Regions from separate parts of the Homo sapiens genome. Here region 2 is linked to region 1. The links are chromatin contacts, found by Hi-C or POLR2A ChIA-PET in ENCODE. All regions are on one chromosome and are shown on one strand. Each heading gives the region's core, a stretch centred on a gene start or an enhancer-like site at or near the end of the contact. The rest is flanking DNA. Distances are from core to core; before and after follow the strand shown. Region 1 overlaps NIBAN1 (niban apoptosis regulator 1). Region 2 overlaps NIBAN1 (niban apoptosis regulator 1).

Region 1 (6,774 bases), core at 4,253-6,752:
ACTGAATGTACACTGGGAGCTGCTGAGATGTGGCTGGTCTGGGGCCAGACAGCTGAGCAGGATCAGTTCAGAAATGAGGGAAAACTGTGGATGTTCCTTTAAAAAGCACATCATTATTGGTGGCCTTGTGCCCTTAATTCTGGTTCGCACACAGAACAAGTGACAATTTCCATGATTAGCTAAAAAGAATTCAGAGATTTTCCAAATTTGGATTGAATGCGTTTGTTTAAAGGATTATTTCCTGTGTAACTCATTCAACACAAGTTATACAGGAAAAATTGCCTAAGCAAAGCAGATGCAGGCTTAGAGTTAAAATAAAGCCAAATTTTATGAGCAACAATGGCAAATGTGTAATATCTGGAGTATAAATATTTAAAATGGTTTTGTTAGAGAGGAGAATTAAATTAGTAACAATAATTGAAATGTATGGTTTACATTTAAAGTAAGTAAGAATTTTAGAGCATGACTAAGACCTGAGCATGTCAAGTGAGATATCAGTTCCTAACTAAAAATGCTAACTCCTGGCCTGAGAAATGATAATCACTGTAGTAAAAGCTAACATTTATTGAGTGCCTACTATGTGCCAGGCAAGTAAATATCTTAGACGAAAGGTAACAGGGTATCAAATGCTCTTCCAGAAATTCTAAGTGTTTCTTTTAGAAATTCCAAGTATACATAGCTTTTTCTTTAATGAAAAGGAGTATCAGCGTGATAGGATTTGAACGCTCAGCTGCTTTAGCTACCTTAAATGAGCTAAGTGGAAACATTTACTAAACTTTTGATTCAATATCTTAATTCTAAATTATTTGGCTATTTGTGTGTGTGTGTGTGTGTGTGTGTGTGTGTGTGTGTGACTCCTCTGTCACACAAGCTGGAGTGCAGTGGTGTGATCTTGGCTCTCTGCAACCTCTGCCTTCCAGCTTCAAGCGATTCTCATGCCTCAGCCTCCTGAGTAGCTGGGACTACAGGCTCCTACCACCACAGTTGGCTATTTTTTATTGTTTTGTATTTTTAGTAGAGATGGGGTTTCACTATGTTGGCCAGGCTGGTCTTGAACTCCTGACCTCAAGTGATCCACCTGCCTTGGCCTCCCAAAATGCTGGGATTACAGGCGTGAGTCACTGTGCCAGGCCTTTGGCTACTTTTTGAAGTGGATATTTTCAGTGGGTGAGATGGTAGATTATAAATAGCTTAATCCAGAAATTAAAAGTCACCTAAATGTTAGCAACACCTAATATGGAATTTATGAATAGCCCAAAGCAGCCTTTGCAGCCACTTTAAGCTAACTTTAAATAAAATGATACCTTTATGCAACTTCTTCATTATCAAATAAAATATTTATATTTGGGAAGTAAGGCATACAATAAAAAATAAATAAATGGAGCTTTCACCTTTGGAAAACAGGCACGATAATTTCCTGAGGACTCGCTGAATCTGAAGTTGGATTCTCTGGAGATTTTGGACTTGTCAACTGGCTGCCTTCAGTTTCTCCTATGAAAATGAGGACAGTAGTAATGCCCAGTGAGAAAAGGAGGGTCAGAAATGAATAATATAATGTAATAAATGTGATATAATTCTCACATTTCCCAGTCCTACCATTATGTTAATCAATTTGTTTTACTATCAGTAATGGCATCAGGCCTTTGCAGAGTAAATGATTGGCTTTCACATACTGCTGAATAATACCTAGCCCACACATTTGTTCTGCAGACTAATTAATGTTTCAGAGTGTTTAAACACAATGCCTCTACAGAAGCAATGGCATTATAATGTGTTGGGACACTCTAGTGTTGTAATTAGTACTAATTAGGTTCTTTTCAACAGCTTGTTGAATTTACAAATTACTGCCTGTGAGGTATTCTGCTTTATTTATTCATTATGAAAGAGTCGGACGCAGGGTTTAAATAGGCACCTTTAAACAACTATTCTCAAGGTCCTACACATACTCCTCCCCTCAAACCAGGGAAGGACAATAGGAAGACACCCTTCTCGGAATGGTTGTGAGGGAGAGCAACCCCAGTGCTGTGCTAGGAGCCAGCTCACACTGGCTGGCAACAGCTGAATCCAGGCATCTTTTCCTAACTGTGAGCTCAGTGATATCACATTGATAGCTTGAAACCAGCGATGGTGGGAGTCTTTTTGTGTTGTTGTTGGTTTTTGAGACCCAGTTTACCAGCACATCACTGCTGGTGTCTTCTCTTCAATGCAGGGAAGCTGGTGGCAATGTTAACCAGTGGCAGTGGCCTGAAGCCATGTTTCAGTTGTACATTAATTAGAATGGTCTAACTGCTGAAACAGACATCAACGCTCAGTGGCTTATAGTGATTTGTATCTCACTCATCACACTATCCAGGGTGATTTGGTGGGGGGCTAATGAAGGGCAGTGGGCTTGTGTGTGGACCCAGACTCTTTTCATCTAGTGCATGGTACCATGGACACCTTTGGTGGTTTGTTAAAGCCTATGGACCCCTTTTTAGAGTAACATTTTTAAATGAAAAAAATATAGAGAGGATGATAAAAGAAACCAATTTTATTGAACTGTAGTTATCAAAATATTTTTAAAATCTGTGATATGGTAATATATGTGCTCTTTATTAATGCATTCAATGACAAGGTCTCATGGAGGGTTTAATAACTACTGTCATTTTGAAGAAGTGCTATTCTAAGATATGCAGCAACTTAAATGTGCTACGAAAACATCTGTGAGCTCTATTGGTGACAAAGTCACAAGTACTGCTAAATTACACTGTTTTGTTGCCTACATTCAGGGTTGGAGAAGTGCTGAATTTGAGTTGAAGGTTAATAAAACACAGGTGTTCTTTTCCTCCATTCAGTGTTTGGATGGCCTGAATTCTATCCACAGAGCCCATGAGGGTCTACAGGCTCCAGATCAATAATCTCTGACCTGGCTGGGCATATTCCAGCACCTTAGAAGGCCCAAGGCAAGAGGATCGCTTGAGACCAGGAGTTTGAGGCCAGCCTGGGCAACATAGTGAGACCTCGTCTCTACAAAAAACAAAAATGAGCCAAATGTAGTGGCGCATGCTTGTAGTCCTAGCTGCTAAGGAGGCTGAGGTAGGAAGATCGCTGGAACCCAGGATCAAGAGATGCTGCAGTGAGCTGTGATTGCACAACTGCATTCCGGCCTAGGCAAGAGTGAGAATTTGGCTCTAAAAAAAAAAAACAAACAAAAAGAAAAAATAATCCCTGACCTAATGGCTAGTGGCTTCATGATTCTTAGGGCCACAAAGACACTAAGTGGACACTGTGCATACATCTGCAGATAAGGGCAGATAGACAGTGGAGGATTATGTGGGTAGATTTTGTGCTCCAGGCCTGGAGGTGGCATACATTATTTCTGCCCAACCTTCTCATCTCTACATGACACACCTTGCCTTTGTATCTTTCCATTGGCAATTCCTGTCAAAAGTCCTATCCCTTGTTTTTATTGTCACTTTTTCCTTTATATCACCCTCAACATGTTGAACCTAACATTTCAATGAATACATTTTCTACTTTAAGTGGATTCTAATTTTGAAGGCAGGGTATAGGCTTCATATTCTTTATGTAAGAAAAGTTGAGTCTGGGCTCTGTGGCTCACGCCTGTAATCCCAGCACTTTGGGAGGCTGAGGCAGGCAGATCACGAGGTCAGGAGATTGAGACCATCCTGGCCAACATGGTGAAACCCCGTCTCTACTAAAATACAAAAATTTAGCCGGGCGTGGTGGTGCGCACCTGTAGTCCCAGCTACTCGGGAGGCTGAGGCAGGGGAATGGCTTGATCCTGGGAGACAGAGGTTGCACACTCCAGCCTGGTGACAGAGCAAGTCTCCATCTCAAAAACAAAACAAAAAAGAAAAGGAAAGGAAAGGAAAGGAAAGGAAAGGAAAGGAAAGGAAAGGAAAGGAAAAGAAAAGAAAAGATTGAAGCCTTTTATATCTATTTGTCCATTGCAGCAGCCATTAGGGACATATAACTAATGAGCACTTGAAATGTGGCTAGTCCAAATTAAGATATGATGCAAGTTTAAAATACACACCAATTTTGAAGTTTTAGTACAAAGAAAATAATGTAAAATAATTAATATTATTTAATACAAAACTGCTATTTAATAGCAATTACATATTGAAGTAATACAATTTTGGCCCTATGATTGGGCTAAATAACATATATTAAAACTAATGTAATCAGTTTTTAAAAAATTTTAATGTGGCTACTGGAAGACCAAATAACATTTGAGGCTTACATCTATGGCTCACATGGCATTTCTTTTAGACAGCTGTTCTCGAATAAAGATTCATAGAAGATTCATAGAGCTGCAAGGAAACTTAGAGATAAGCATCTAATCCAACTCTTTTATTGTAATCTCAGAAGCTGAATGAGCTGTTCTCATCTGCCTAGCTAGTAAAGCACACATAGGCTTGGAATTCAGGTCTCCACACTCCTGGTGCAGAGCTCTTTTCATAATCCATGGTATCCAACCAAACCAAACCAAACATTTCCAAGATTTAAGTTTCCAGTTCAAACCAGAATATACTCTGATTCTGAGTTACACATAAGCATCCCGAAAATGACAAGCCTTTTTTCCAATCTGATGTATTTTCAACCCTAGACTTAAAACTTAAGTATAATTTGCCCTGCCCCTGAAGAACTGCAGGCACAAGCAGCCAGCCAGACAGGCTCGTGCTTGACTCCCTCATTAACCCAGATAAAAGAGGCCCTGAGGTCATTTGCCTTTGCCCTGGTCTTCTGCATTTCCCTTAGCTGAATGGTTAAACTCACAAGGAAATGCTAAGATTTTCTTATCTCTTCTGAATTTTCTCTTAAAGGGATGGAAAGATATGAAAACCTAGTATTTCACATGACTACCCCTTTTTCCTAGCCAGGAGGTGGCACCGTGGATAGCAGTTAAGGGAAATAACAGATGAGTTTCATTCTCTTTTGTCTCATTTTCTGTTCTTGGCTTCCACTCTAGACCTATAACCAAATTCCCAAGGTCTGGAATATTTTCTGAACTTTTTGTCCTAGAATAGTCCAAGGTTTCCCCCATCCAACTTACTCTCCCTCTCTAACTCACCGATTTCCATAAAATCACATTTGAGCCGTTGTGTATGTAGATAATGTTTCAGATAAGGGCTTAGATGTTTAAAAAGTTTCTTATCTTAAACAATGTAGTACCAATACATAATCTTTCCCCCTTAGGAATTTTGAGTAATGAAGTGCTCCTTGAATCATATAATTTGCAGTTGAAATTGAAATAACATAATTACCTTATCCAGTGTTCTTTGGAAAACACCGTCACTAGACTCTGAGGTTGTCTCATTTTCTCTGAACTTTCTCACCTTTTTCAGTGATTTCTGGAATGTTAAGTTCTGAGAAGCCATAAGATATGTCTCCTGACCCATGACAACTTTAGTGACTAACCCACTTACTCACACATTTCATGTTTCAGCATTTCCTCCCTTCGGTATCATTATTTGGCACTTCCACGAGAAACTCCTGAGGCGTACTATAGCTAACTACTTTGTTTATTTCAGATCATCACTGCTATTGACATCAGTGGATGTCTGAGAAAGGGAGCACAAACCTTCATGTCTCCACATGTTTTTAATGAAAATATTTGATGCCTTAAGGTGTGCTGATAACCAAACTCAGCATTTCTCCAGGGATATGTTTAAATTTCTGCATTGTTCATTCTAAGGAGAAATATACACATATGATGTATTTTGCAAATGAGCATAAGTTTCACTAAGATATGTAAAAGACGCTTTCAAAATGATATTTATAATATGTCTCATTTTTAGAAGAGTGGACAAAATAAAATGAACTTACAGAGCAACTAAACCCTTAAGAAACATTTACCATAAAATGTTAACTGTGTAGCTTTCTTGATTCAGTAGGGCATTGGCTGTGGAGGTAGAGCACCCAAGTACAGATAATGGCCCCATCTCTTGCTAGCTGTGCTACCTTCTGCAAGTTATCTAGCCTCCTCTAACCTTGGTTTCTTCCACTACAAAGTGGGGATAATAGTACCTCCGAAGGCTGTTGTAAAGACTCATTGCACTAATCCTCGTAAAGCACTTAACACTGTGATAGGGACATGGACTCTCAACAACTGGTTTTATCACTTATAATAGTATACCTTCTGCAACCTAAAGTCAAAGATTTTAAATAAACTGTACATCAAATAAAATACTTTTCTTCAAAATCCTTAGTCAACCATTCCTGGAGCCAGTTGGAATCAGAACTGAATTTCTATATATTTTCTATAATTTATGGAGTTGAGACTTCAGTATGCTTCAGACTTAATAGACAGCATAAACTTGAGGGGCAAGTACATGAACTTGGTGTAGAAGAACTTGTTTGAATCCTGGTTCTGGCACATACCATGTGACTTTGGGCTTGTCTTTAGGCCTCGGTTTTCTCATTAGTGAAACAAGTTGTTTAATTGATTGATTAAGTCTTTTCAAAAAAACTTACTTAGGATGAACTTATAAACCTTAATTTGCAGCATTTAGTTTAGTCCAAGCTTGTGCAATCCATGGCCTGTGGGCTGCATGTGGCCCGGGAAGGCTTTGAATGTGGCCCAACACAAATTTGTAAACTTTCCTAAAACATTATGAGATTTTTTTGTGTGCAATTTTCTTTTTTAGCTCATTAGCTATCCTTAGTGTTAGCATATTTTATGTATGGCCCAAGACAATTCTTCTTCTTCCAATGTGGCCCGGGGAATCCCAAAGACTGGACACCCCTGGTTTAGCCCTTAAAACCTCA
Region 2 (6,924 bases), core at 31-2,530, 110 kb after region 1:
GAGACAACTCATGCTGATGATGCACAGGATCCCAGGCCTTTGGCCACCCCAATGGGAAAATGCTTTCCTAGTGTCTTTTAGCTTAAAGCAATTATTCAAAATTGGTACACATTGTGGGCTCAGATAACCCAGAAATTAAAGAGAACTCTGTTGGCGGTACTGGTTCTTCTTGTAATAGGTCAGGAATGTAGACATTATCTTTATTGGTACATGACTACTGAAGTTCTACTTTTTTTAAAACAATTATCTGGTCTCTAAGAGGACTAAATTGTATACTGCCCCTCCAAATCTAAGGAGAGGGCCATGAAATTAGCCAGTGTTCTCACCTTTCTGATCAGGGCAGGGTGATGGGTTTGCAGGAGTATGTGGCTGCCATCCCTCCTTCTTAGGAAGAAAATGGATCATGGGTCAGTTTAATTTCTTAGGTCTTTGGAAAAAGGTTACGAATAATGAAGCTGGGATGTATTGTCCTAGACAAGGGTAAACTGCAGTAGTTAAAAGTTTTAAGTAAGGTTAGCTCCTTTTTGGAGCTGAATCTGCATGGGACTAGAAATCTATATTGTGCCTATTATTTTTATTCTTATTTTCCGACCTGATAAAATGAGTTATTTATTCATATGACCTTGGGCAATGACATAAACTTCTTCGATTTCAGTTTTTTCCATTTTCTACCAGAAATGATTACATCTGGCTTACCTGTCTCATGAGATTGCAGTGAGAATCAAATGAAATGTTGTAAATTGTAAAAGCCTCTGACAAGTTCAAGGTAGATGCTATTATTAATCATTGGTAATGATGATGAGTAGAATATTCCCAGATAGCATCATCAGACAGTGCTACACTCTGTAGGTGTGTTAGGCTAGGACATGATGAGTGATGCCAATTAATGCCAGTGATTTGTTCTCTCATGTAAAGCTAGCCAAGTTATTTTACTGTCTGCCTTTACTTGTAGAAAGTGTGCTCTCACAGATGTTGGTAAGACTAAGGTGTTCTGATTTCACAAGATGCAGGTAATCCATAGAATCAGTCAGGAAGAATGTCCCTAGTATTTTTATGTGCTACAGTGATAAATTATACCAAGACCCGTTTGTCAACAGCATTTCCAGAAATAAGAGAAAGTGTCATCAAAAATGAAGGACAAGTCGTGACTAAAGAAGCATCTTCCCTATTTGTTTGAACAGTCAAGCTTGCTTTAAATCGTATCCAAGTTGTGTAGTAAACTTGCCTGCAGAGAGTAAGCCACACAGATGCCCACAACGTCACTGAGAGGCACGTGACCCAGTTTCTGTGGTCTGAGCTGAAAGATAACCCGGGTGTGTGATGGCCACACCTGCCTGTAAAACATTATATGGTGGGCACTTTTTCAAATTCACATTTTTAAAGAGGGAATTAGATGGTTTTCATTTGTTTTGCTTAGGTTTTGTGGTGTAATTTTTTTCTCCAGAGGTCATCTCAGCAGCATCTCCATAAATAATTATCAAGGGATTGGGAGATAGTTTTGCACTCACTGTCTTAGAATACAAATCTTCCCATACAAAGCCATATAGATTTGTCCAGGGAAGATAGGAAATAATTGATTGTGTCATTGTTCTCTTGGCCTGACTTTGCTCCGGTGGCTATGGCACACGGGGTGATAGATTAACTCTTTCAGGTGTATGGAAAGCATGTTCAATGAATCACAACTTCAGCACACAGAGTATTTTGATGGTATTTGGAAAGAAGCAAATATTCTCTCTTTTTTTTTGCGGGGGGGAAAGTGTCTGATGACACCATCCATACTTTTTAGAAAAGACTGGAGTGTGGGTCATTTTCATATCTGTAAGGCTTTGAAAAAAAACTTATGGTAAAGAAACAGATCATTCATGCTAGGGAAAGAAAGCTATCACAGACAAGCTATAATCCACATATCCACTGAGTGCCAGAAAAGAGAAAATGAGATCAATCAGGGTTACATCTGGGGATTTACATCCAGACAATGATGACTGCTTCCGAAGGGAGGAGGAAGGGGTTCCACCATGGGTAGAGTTCTAGTTGTTTGGAATGGCGTCCTCATGAACCCACCTGAAGTGTTGATTCCTTATCCACATATTTTTTGATAAAGCTTCATTGTGGTACTATTTTTAACCATCACTTTGACTAAATGCGAGGGTTCATTTGTGTTAAGTGGGTGAGCAGTTGACAGAGTAGACCTTTTGTAACCTGCTAAGGAGGGAACAAGGTCATCAAGACGCTAAGCATTCAAGAACCATGGTCTTCTACTATCACCTTTGCTTTTGTGTCATTTTTTTTTTCTCAAACGTGATGTGTAAATCAACTGCAACAGAATTACCTGAAGAGCTTGTTTAAATACAGATTCCTGGATCCAATTCCAGGTCTGTTGAATCAGAATATCTATGGCAAAACCAAGAATGGATTTTTTTTTTTTTTTTTTGAGACAGAGTTTCACTTTTGTCGCCCAGGCTGCAATGGCACGATCGTGCAAAGGCACAATCTCGGCTCACTGCAACCTCCGCCTCCCGGGTTCAAGTGATTCTCCTGCCTCAGCTTCTAGAGTAGCTAGGATTACAGGCGCCCGCCACCACGCCCGGCTAATTTTTCATTTTTAGTAGAGACGGGGCTTCACCATGTTGGCCAGGCTGGTCTCAAACTCCTGACCCCAGGTAATCCGCCTGCCTCGGCCTCCCAAAGTACTGGGATTACAGGCGTGAGCCACCATGCCCGGCCTTACCACAAGTGATTCTGATTTGAGAACCACTCTCCTAATGCTGGGTAGAGGAGTGGTTCTCAAAGTGTGTTCCTGGACCTGTAGCATCAGCATCACCTCGGGAGCTTCTTAGAAATGCAAATTCTTGGGCCCTGCCCCAGACCTATTGAATCAGAAACTCTGGGAGTGGGGGCCAGCTATCTGTTTTAGCAAGCCTGCTAGGTGATGTTGATGCTCACCAAAATCTGAGAAGCACTGGGGTAGAGTACATCAGTTCCCTTCAGTATCTCTTTACAACAGTAGGGAAGGCAATCGTTAAGACAATGTGAATCATTTGCAACCTGGGTTTGTTTGTAACCATGAAATTTCAAATTTAGAAGAACTTTATAGGAGATTTAAACCAGCACCCCTTCTAGTGCTGGTTTTCTTTCTTCTCCTCCCACGTTCCCTCCTTTCTTTCCTTCTTTGAACACTTAATAAGTACTATGTACTAGGGAGTAGGGATGCAGGGGTGAATATGAATGGCAGCACCCTATCCTTTTGGAGTTTACAGTCTTGGGGAAAGACATATCTCACATGATTACACTAATAACTGTAACATTATAACTGCTGTAAGTACAGTGGTGGGAGGCACATGATGCCATGAGACTATATAATAGAGATTTGAGCAAATCTGTACACCTGTTACAAGGTAACTCAGCCCAGATGGAGTACTTCCTTTCTAGGGGAAATTTTGACATCCTGTTGGAGCCTATTTGACTTTAAGATAAGCCCATATGTTAGAAATTTGCTCCTTATATTGAGTCAAAATCTGCCACACTCTAAATGACACAACCCTGGTTCTAGTATCTGAATCTCCATGAAACGAATCCAGCCCTCTGTTCCATTGAAGATCTTCGTATAGATAAAGATCTCTTTCTTCTAGGTTTTTCCTTTCCAAGGCTGTGAGATTCCTCATTCACTTGGTCTTCTTCAGAAGTACTCCACTTTTTTCTTTATTTTAAAAAATGTTTGTAAAATATTCTGGTATCCAGCATGAGCTAGAGCCATGGAATGATGAGCTCAGAGGAGCATACCTCAGAATACATCTGTGACCATTCTTGTTCCTGTTATATTTCGCATTTATGAGGCTCAACCTTACATGCTTTGTGGACAATTGTATCACACCCCTGACTGACTTGCACTGAGCTTGCAACTAAATGAAACCCCAGGGTTTGGGGTTTTTTTTCTTCAAACTTCGTACCTTTATTCATTCAATTTATTCACCAATTTTTTATTCATGCCTACTATGTATCAGGCACATATTGTTTACTTATATGGATGTGTTTTTGGACTTAAGTGCAAGATTCATTTATCCGTATTGTACCCCATTTTGGATCCTGGTTCTGTCATCCACTAAACTGTGAGGAACTTGAAGTTAAAAGCCATATTTTTTTCAGCTTTGTATCCTCAGAGCCTAACTCAGTGTCTCATATGTAGTTGGTAAAGAAAATTTAATAACTATAATACACATACACACACACACACACACACACTCACACTCTTTTCTAAGTAATTGAACATGTTTTAAGGCAATGCCCTGGAGATTTCCCTCCAGGATGTCAATAACCTCAGCCCTTTACCCAGCACCCATGATTTGGGTGGTTTTAACTATTTGATTGTGTCTATTTGCATCATCAGCCAGTCTAAGTTTCTTTACTGTGCCAATCAAAATCATGCAAGATGTTATAGTTGCCTAGGTACAGGATGTCTCCGACAGCCTTCTAATCTACCAATCTAGTATGTCTATCTGAAGGAAATGAGGTTAGTCTGTCTTCACTTGTTCTAGTAGTCACCACTTCCTTTTCGCTGTTGACAAATAGTCTTTTAATATTTATTGACAAGTCAAGAATTCAAGAGATGGACTGCCTTTAGCTGGACAAGGTAGGCAGTATTTTTCTCTGCAGCCAAAAATTTATCTCAGAACAATGTCTTTACTAGAAACACCATTCTTCCATTTGTTTGAGAAGTGTTTTATATTCTCAGGGTGAGTTCTTATATTTTTATACTTTCAACTAGACCAACACCACTGTAACTCATCCTTGGGTCCCTGGATCTCCATGGGGTATACATGTATTCTTGACATATTCCTCCTCTCCTTCTGATAGGGCTGTGTCCACTAATACAGATATGATTTGGTCAGTAGATTAATATTTTGGTATTATAGTTTATAAAATATAATTGAGGGAGCTCTGATAATTTACTGATTTCTTCTAAGTAATGGGGCTGGTTCTCGTAAGAATTATCATTTATGATATGGTGATAAGCATTTGCTTAGGTTGGTCATGTATAAATGTGTTTTAAAATAAAAATTAAAACTTTTATTACCATTTCATTAGAATGAGCACCATTCATTGTTAATTCCAGGGAAGTTTTGTTTTGCTTTATTTTTAGTAATGCCATATCACACCCTATGTGGCCCTCAGTCTGTTCAATTGTAAAATGAAAGATTTGGACTAAGTGATCTCTAATCTATGATCAAACTCTAGAATTATATTATTCTAAACTTTGAGAAGAAAAGTCTCTTTTAAAATAACCTTAAAATTAAATGGAACAGGCCAGGCTCGGTGGCTCACACCTATAATCCCAGCGCTTTAGGAGGCCAAGGCGGGTGGATCACATGAGGTCAGGAGTTCGAGACCAGCCTGGCCAATATGGCAAAACCCCGTCTATACTAAAAAATACAAAAATTAGCTGGGCGTGGTGGTGGGCACCTGTAATCCCAGCTACTCAGGAGACTGAGGCAGGATAATCGCTTGAACCCGGGAGGTGGAGGTTGCAGTGAACCAAGATCGTGCCATTGCACTCCAGCCTGGGCAACAAGAGTGAAACTACGTCTCAAAAAAAAAAAATTAAATGGAACAACACACACACACACGCGCGCGTGCACACACACACACACACACAGGAATGCATGTAAAACTGGTGAAATCTGAATAAAAATGTTGGACTGCAGCAATGTCAATTTCATGGTTGTGGTATATCGTACTATAGGGTTGCAAGATGCTCCCTTTTGGGAAACCCGAGTGAAGGGTGTATATAGGGTATCTCTATATTATTTCTTATAACAGCATGTGAGAAATAAGAACTAATAATTTGAGATAATCTCAAATTTGAGATCTTATTTGAGATAATCTAAAATTATCTCAAAATAAAAAGTTTTTAAAAATTACATGATAAACTGTTATAACAGGACTTTAGAGGTAAGTGGCCATTGCTTGACCACATGCTAGCTTAAAGAAACTATTTAGCCTTCCCAAAACTCCATTTTCTTGTCTTCTGTAAAGTGGGGATATTAATTCCTGCCTGATGGGATTGTTGGAAGGATTATAGAGACTGTGTGTGTGTAAGCATCTCTCATGGTCCATACTCCATGGTAGGGACTCAGTAAGTGTTGATTACCTTCCCCTGTTCCCCTTCTTTGTTCTAGAAAGAAACTGGGGCACACAGCCTCACTGCATCTCCCATAGGAAAGATGACATCTGACCTGAAGCAAAAGACAGTTTAGAAGTGTAACTCAGTGAGATGAGCCCCGTAGCAGCATAGTGAGTAATGCTGTTACATAACTTTCACAAATCACCCGGCAGATCAGCTAACAGGGCTTGGCACAGTTTACTGATGAAATAAAATAACAAGGCAGCTTCCAAACCCAGCCTGAGTCAGGGAGTCCCAACACCACAGCCAGAGGCAGAATCTAGAATGACTCCACAGGCCTTGGAGCTTTGGTGTTTCAGTTGATTCAGATGTGTTATAAATCTGTATAAGTGGAAAAAAATAAAAGCAGCTCCTCTCTGGCTGGCCCCATGAATAACTGTCCCCAAGAGGCCTAGAGAAGTTTTCCTTTCCTTGCAGAATCCTTAATCATGTCTACCAAATATGAGTTTTCCATGCAGCTGCATGAATGAGGAAGTAGAGAGAGACTAAAGAGAATAGTGCATTCCTACACAGTTCTTGGTCGTGAGGATGTGATTGTTGAATGAATGGCCAAAATGTGTCTCCCCTCTATCTCCCCAAATGCTTATCGTTTCTCAGGGCTCTTTCCTCACTCCTGATCTGGTGAATGTTTTTGTATCGTTGAGTTGGCCAGAAACATAGAAGGCAAACTTACCAGGTTTTCAGATGATACTGTGGTATAAGAGACTCAGGGGACAGAATCACAGTTTTTAAATGATTTCAGCAGG

What was found. Hi-C counts contacts between places; a loop is a spot of excess contacts on that map. ChIA-PET counts read pairs that join two places held with the same protein, here RNA polymerase II (POLR2A). Pooled maps may share reads with other maps.
Region 2: a pooled map shows a loop between it and region 1 (2.1-fold over the local background). The contact joins two enhancer-like sites. A Hi-C loop is called at or near these places in 3 of 50 pooled maps. POLR2A ChIA-PET finds 5 or more read pairs at or near these places in 3 of 52 experiments (A549, MCF 10A and T-cell).

Annotation. Positions count from the first base shown.
Region 1 is chr1:184,952,444-184,959,217 of GRCh38, reverse strand. All of the region lies in intron 1 of NIBAN1 (niban apoptosis regulator 1), which reads left to right. Among named protein-coding and RNA genes, the nearest start is that of NIBAN1, 19 kb to the left of the region's middle. Within about 2 kb of position 5,502, at least 2 of the 41 ENCODE cell types and tissues checked have a DNase peak (open chromatin) inside an H3K27ac peak, as active enhancers do.
Region 2 is chr1:184,838,272-184,845,195 of GRCh38, reverse strand. The region is part of intron 5 of NIBAN1 (niban apoptosis regulator 1); the gene reads left to right. Among named protein-coding and RNA genes, the nearest start is that of EDEM3, 87 kb to the right of the region's middle. RefSeq lists a silencer at 1,253-1,342. Within about 2 kb of position 1,280, at least 3 of the 41 ENCODE cell types and tissues checked have a DNase peak (open chromatin) inside an H3K27ac peak, as active enhancers do.